Linked DNA regions of Homo sapiens: region 1 is linked to region 2. Evidence: read pairs that join two places in POLR2A ChIA-PET (ENCODE). Cell type or tissue: GM12878. All regions are shown on one strand. Links, peaks and the distances in the headings refer to the core of each region. The heading gives the core; the rest is flanking DNA.

Evidence for each region. Peaks named below come from ENCODE experiments on the same cell type or tissue, not always from the same donor. Only the 100,000 strongest peaks of a DNase experiment are listed, where the experiment ranks them.
Region 1: POLR2A ChIA-PET joins it to region 2 with 5 read pairs; 2 of 35 experiments call an interaction of 5 or more read pairs at or near these places.

Annotation. Positions count from the first base shown.
Region 1 is chr1:181,629,734-181,632,648 of GRCh38, forward strand. The region is part of intron 6 of CACNA1E (calcium voltage-gated channel subunit alpha1 E); the gene reads left to right. Among named protein-coding and RNA genes, the nearest start is that of CACNA1E, 150 kb to the left of the region's middle. In GM12878, for the core only: no CTCF peak of the experiment used is centred there; no DNase peak of the experiment used is centred there.
Region 2 is chr1:181,935,316-181,938,230 of GRCh38, forward strand. No RefSeq gene overlaps it. Among named protein-coding and RNA genes, the nearest start is that of ZNF648, 120 kb to the right of the region's middle. In GM12878, for the core only: a CTCF peak has its summit at 1,829 (motif pointing left); DNase peaks (open chromatin) are centred at 1,626 and 1,876; H3K27ac peaks cover 2,352 bases.

The DNA.
Region 1 (2,915 bases), core at 129-2,628, 310 kb before region 2:
ATTCAAAGGAAAGGCAAACCATATGGCCAATAAACACCTGAAATGATGCTAAAACTCAGAAAAATGCAAATTAAAGCAATAAATTGGACCAATTCTTTATCCATCAGATTGGCTAACATGAGTAGGAAGATTAGTGGAATGTTGCCTACCTGTGGTTCTGTGCGTCTGTGTGGGTCTACTTTAATGAGTTTAGATCTAGGTGCTTGTCCTGGAGGCACATTCACAGTGTGTTTTTTAAATAAGAAAAGCAAGTTACAGAGTAATGTGTATAGTATGATCCCATTCAAAAAAATAGCAAAATGCTATGTGTAAGTTTGAATGTGCATGAAGATAGGTGGGAAGAAAACACATCGGGCCATAAGCACTTACCACAGCAGGATGGGAATGGGGGGAGGGTGGGGGCAAGTAACTTTTTCTATATACATCTTTGTATGCAGTTGTATACATATTGCCTTTGTAATTTAATGTACAAAGACAAAATAAGTACCTAGAAATTAAGAACAGATTAGTACACTTTTTCTGCTACTGTCTTGCCATAGTGTTGTTCAAACCAGCTAGAAAACAATTCTGTGGTGCCAGGTGAGATGAACTCTCCACCTCTTCCTGAGGGCTTTGTCTTCATGCATGGGACAAAGCAGTGTAATTAACATGCCCCCCCACCCCGCCTTAAAACCTAATATTCATTCATCTCTTACTTTGGTTATTATTTAAAAAGAAAACATTTGTCAATTACTTCACACTGACAAGCACCATCCCACTGAGGGGGCAGGCAGGAGGTCCATCTCACCACCCAGCTGTATTGCAACAACGCCCTCTCCATCTGGGAATACGGCCCAGGCACTCCTCTGGAATCCTGAACACACTCCAGGCACCTCTCTTCTTACTGAACACCACCTATGCTTGGAGCACCATGTGAGAGGACACCTCTGGTATCAGGCAGCTTCAGATGTATTCAGAGAGATTGAAAACTGCAAGGATTCAAGGCATAACAAATGATACACAGACAAGAAAAAAAGACATTTAGAGTGGGGGATAGGGCCTGAAGGCTTGAATGGTCCTACAAGACTTTCTCAAAAGTCGTCACCCTGGGACCTGAAACATTAGAGCTCTTTCCAGAGTAAGTCTATTCTCAGCCAGAGGTCTCCAACAGAGGCTGTCCATGTGTACTGGTTTCAAGTTCTGCTTACCTCCCAAGTGTTGTTTTTTCTGACCCTGACCTAATTCCTCCCAGGCCAGGCTGGCCAGCACCTTCTGAAATTGCTCTCAGGCAGCTGGAAGGCCTGGCTGGCAGGAGCCCTGGGTTTTTCACCCTCAGCCCCAGGGCTCTTTGAAGGCCTACTCTCCAAGAACAAACAAACCTGGCCTGACGCTGCATAGCTGCAGAATAGGGGAGCTTTCTCGGCCTGGTGCCCAGGGTGGCCGAGCTGCCAGCCAGGTGCATGATCCTCAGTTAATTAGGTAACTATAGGTAGTCCTGCAGCCCAGGCTGTGTGCTGATTAGTCTGGGCTGTTGTTGGAGACCTCTGAGAATAGACTTACTCTGGAAAGAGCTCTGATGTTTCAGGTCCAGGGTGATGACTTTTGAGAAAGTCTTGTAGGACCATTCAAACCTTCAGGCTCTATCCCCCTCTCTAAATGTCTTTTTTCTTGCCTGTATATCATCTGCTATGCCTTGAATCCTTGCAGTTTTCAGTCTCTCTGAATATATCTTAAGTTGCCTGATACCAGAGGTGTCCTCTCACAGTGTGCTCCCCCAGCATCGTGCTCTGAGCATAGGTGGTGTTCAGCAAGAAGAGAGGTGCCTGGAGTGTGTTCAGGATTCCAGAGGAGTGCCTGGGCCGTATTCCCAGAAGGAGAGGGCGTTGTTGCAGTATGGCTGGGTGGTGAGATAGGCCTCCTGCCTGCCCCCTCAGTGGGATGGTGCTTGTCAGTGTGAAGTAAACCCTGGAGCACCTGAGGGAGGAAGAGGAGGAGATAGATCTTCAGCTTCCAGGGATTAGACTGAAAGCTCAACTGGCAAAATGCCCATTTTATTCCCTCATTGCAAGCTGAAAGTAGAGAGCTGAGGAACCCCGGGCTTGACCACTTTTTTGCATTGACAGATCCTTTGTGGGAGACACATGATCCACATGGGCATTCCTAGATCCCTTTGAAGACTCCATAAGCCCAGGGAGATCAGATTTACCTCAGGTTTCAAGTAGATCTCAAGATCCCACTGGAACTCAGATTTTCAGGGGAGTTCAGAATTAGGGCACGAAGTGCAGGAGATGGTATCAACAGCAACAAATCTGTCTGATATTCTAAAAGAGTTCATCCCAGTGTAGCCCCAAAGACTTCAGACTGAACCAGATTCACCTTGAATTGAATAAGCTGATGCAATATTGGCAGCTACACATTCTTCATATGACACCTCTTTTCTCAACTTCTCTTCACCCTGTAGTCTCCACAGAGATATTCCTGAGGGATAGCAAGAGTGGGGAGCTAACCTGTTTCTTTGCACTGAATGAGCAATGCTTGTGCCTTTCCTCTTTTCTTGTATCCGTACATTTCCAGAGGAGCCAGTTTATAGAGGGTATAGAGTAACCCAAGAATACAGGTTTGGGAGTAAGGGAGCTGGCTTTTATTCCAAGTGCTGCCACTGGCTCTCTGTGTCATCCTGGTCAAGGCATGGGGTGGGAGCAGGTGTTGAAAGGAGCCTGCTGCTGGGGATTGGCTGGCCCCCAAGGAGCTTATGCCCCTCTTGCTAGGATGCTGGGGATCAGGTCAGTAACACCTGTATTTACAGATGTGGGCTTTGTTACATATTTAATATTTAATTTAAAAAGAATTAATGACAGTCATAGCCCATATATAACCCACTTCCTGATGTGATTTGTTTGGCCCAGTTTTACAAAGTTGTCCTGTCAGAGGAATTT
Region 2 (2,915 bases), core at 189-2,688:
TGTCATCACCAGGCCAGCTTTACCTGTGGCTACAAGTTCCTTAGACTCTGGACAAAGGTAACTACCTGCAGTACTGAGACGAGCCTTGCTTCTTCTAAGTGTCCCCCCACTTTTCTCCTCCACCCCACAATATACTTAATCAACACAAACTCCACTGGCAGATTCAGCACAAGCTATGAATTTTTGTCTTACTGCACCCTCTCTTTCTCTACCCCAATACCAATAGGATTTGACATTTTTTCCTTTGGGTTCCCACTGTACCCAAGTGATGTCTCCAAACTAGCTATAGCACTCCAAGGCCATTTCCCCCTTTAATTAGTGAGGAAGTATAATGGGGTAGTTAAATAGCTGCTGGAACCAGACTCACTGGGTTCAAATCCTGGCTCTACCATTTATTGACTGTGAGATGGTGGGAAAGTCCCTTAAATGCTCTGTGCCTCAGTCTCCCCATCTAGAGAGAAGAGGTGATAATACTTCCTACCTCACTGGGAGGAAAAGAGGATTAAATAAGTTGATGTTAATAACTAGCACAAGGAAAGTATAAACAGTTATACGTATATACCTGTCTCTCTTAATAGTCACTGACCACCTTATGAATTGTATCTCCATATCACAGCAATTAACATTTTGGAACATAGCAAATCCAAGAGCACTGACTTACAACCCTTCAGTAGCTCTCTACCACCCCTAAGACAAAGACCAACTTCCACAGCCTGCCTAGATTTCCTTGAGACCTGGCAGGAGCTGGCCTCTCAAGCCTACACTCTCCCCCAACACTCTTCAGATGCTACACTGAAGCCCTGAAAAATATCCCAGCCACTAACCTTCTCCAGACCTTTGTTCTGAGGCCTTCTCCACCCTCTGAATGTTGATGTTCTAGCCAGAGCCAATTTCACGGCTAGACAGCTGGCACAGAGCAGCAGAACCCAGAAAAATAGTGACGGCTCATGGTTCACCAGTGGCTTACTCTTTGTGAGGATGTCACCATGGACCAGAACATGTGTCACCTCCACACCACCCTCAGGCTGCCTGTGTGAGCATCTCAGCATGCACCAGAACATGTATCACTCACATACTGCCAACAGGCTCTCTGTGTGAGCGCCTCAACATGGACCAGGGTGTCACCTCCGCACCACCATCAGGTTCTCTCTGTGTCTTTCCATGAACCAGGACATGTGTCACCCCCACACTGCCATCAGGCTGAGTGCCTCACCATGGACCAGAGTGTGTGTCACTCCTCCACCACCATCAGGCTCTCCCATCATTTGAGTGGCTTCTTGCAGAGCCTATTAGCACCTGAAGGGAGCCCTCATCTCTCTGAGCCCTTGGTCTCTCAGGACAGCTTTTTCCTCATGTGCACTGCCCTCTTCAATGCAGATATTCTCGGGGAGTCCAGTTAATTTTTTACTCTTGTAAAATTAACTCAGTATTAGCCAGATCTGGGAATATTAGCTGAGAACATCTTGGTTTCTTCATGACCTTTACATATAACTAATGTTTTGTGGTCAGGGCCTCTGTCATCTCCACATTTGACTTTCTCAGATTCCTAATCTGAGTCATGAACTTGGAAGGTACTTTCAAACCTCACTGTTGATTTTGACAACCTGAAAGCCCACAACTGGGGGTGAAGGGGAAAACACCCACTGGACTGAGAAGAAACGTGCTTATGTTGCCCTCTCTGAAAACCTTTAATCACTATTAAAAAAAAAAAAAAAAAAAAAGCAAAAACAGTGTCCTGTGTAAGTTCAGCTCTCTGGGGCATGTGGACCTCCACAAGCTAGGGGCCATTTCCTGATGCAGAGCCTCCGGTTGCCTGTGACTGGAACCGCAGTGCCATCCAATGGCAATCTTGTGTAATGCAGTAGCTCCTCCATCTTTCTGCACCTGTAGTTTTCCTAGTGCTCCTGAACAGGAAGCCTCACAAGTCCTGTGGTATAAAAACCTGTTTTCTGTTCCTGTGTTGGTTTGCTTAGGATAACGGCCTCCAGCTCCTTCTGTGTTGCTACAAAGGACATGATCTTGTGTCCTTGAGGGTGGAAGGTGGGAGGAGGCAAAGGATCAAAAACTATCGGGTACTATGCTTATTACCTGGGTGACAAAATAACCTGTAAACCAGCACCCCCTGCCGCCGTGATATGCAACTTGCCCATATAACAAACCTGCACACGTACCTCTGAACTTAAAAGTTAAAAAAAGGAAACCTGTTTTCTCAATGTCATTTGAGTATGCAGCCTTTTTCTTTCTTTTTGTTTAATGTCTACGAACCTTTTGAAGGCTTAATGCTTTATAGAGTTTGAGCAGCAGTTCGCAAAGTGTGGTCCAGGGAGTCCCAAGAACCTTTTAGGGATTTTGCAAAGTCAGAATTATTTTTATAGTAATACTAAGACATATTCCGCCTTTGGCTTCTTATTCCCTTATAAGGGTACACTGGAGTCTTCCCAGGGCTATGTGACCTACACTGTCCTCAGAGGCAGATATGAGACTCAAACAGAGGCAGATATGAGAATGGAGCTGCCTTCTATTAAGCAAGATATTATAAAGATTTGCAAAATTTAAAAAACGTCATTTATTACTTTTTTGGAAAATACAGTTATTTTATTGAAATACGTTATTATGTGTATGTAATAATTGGTTTTGTTGTTGTTGTTTTGTTTTTTTGGTTTTTTTTGAGACGGAGTCTCGCTCTGTCGCCAAGGCTGGAGGGCAGTGGTGCGATCTCGGCTCGCTGCAAGCTCCGCCTCCCGGGTTCACACCATTCTCCTGCCTCAGCCTCCGGAGTAGCTGGGACTACATGCACCCACCACCATGCCCAGCTAATTTTTTGTACTTTTAGTAGAGACGAGGTTTCACCGTGTTAGCCAGGATGGTCTCGCCCTCCTGACCTCGTGATCCGCCCGCCTAGGCCTCCCAAAGTG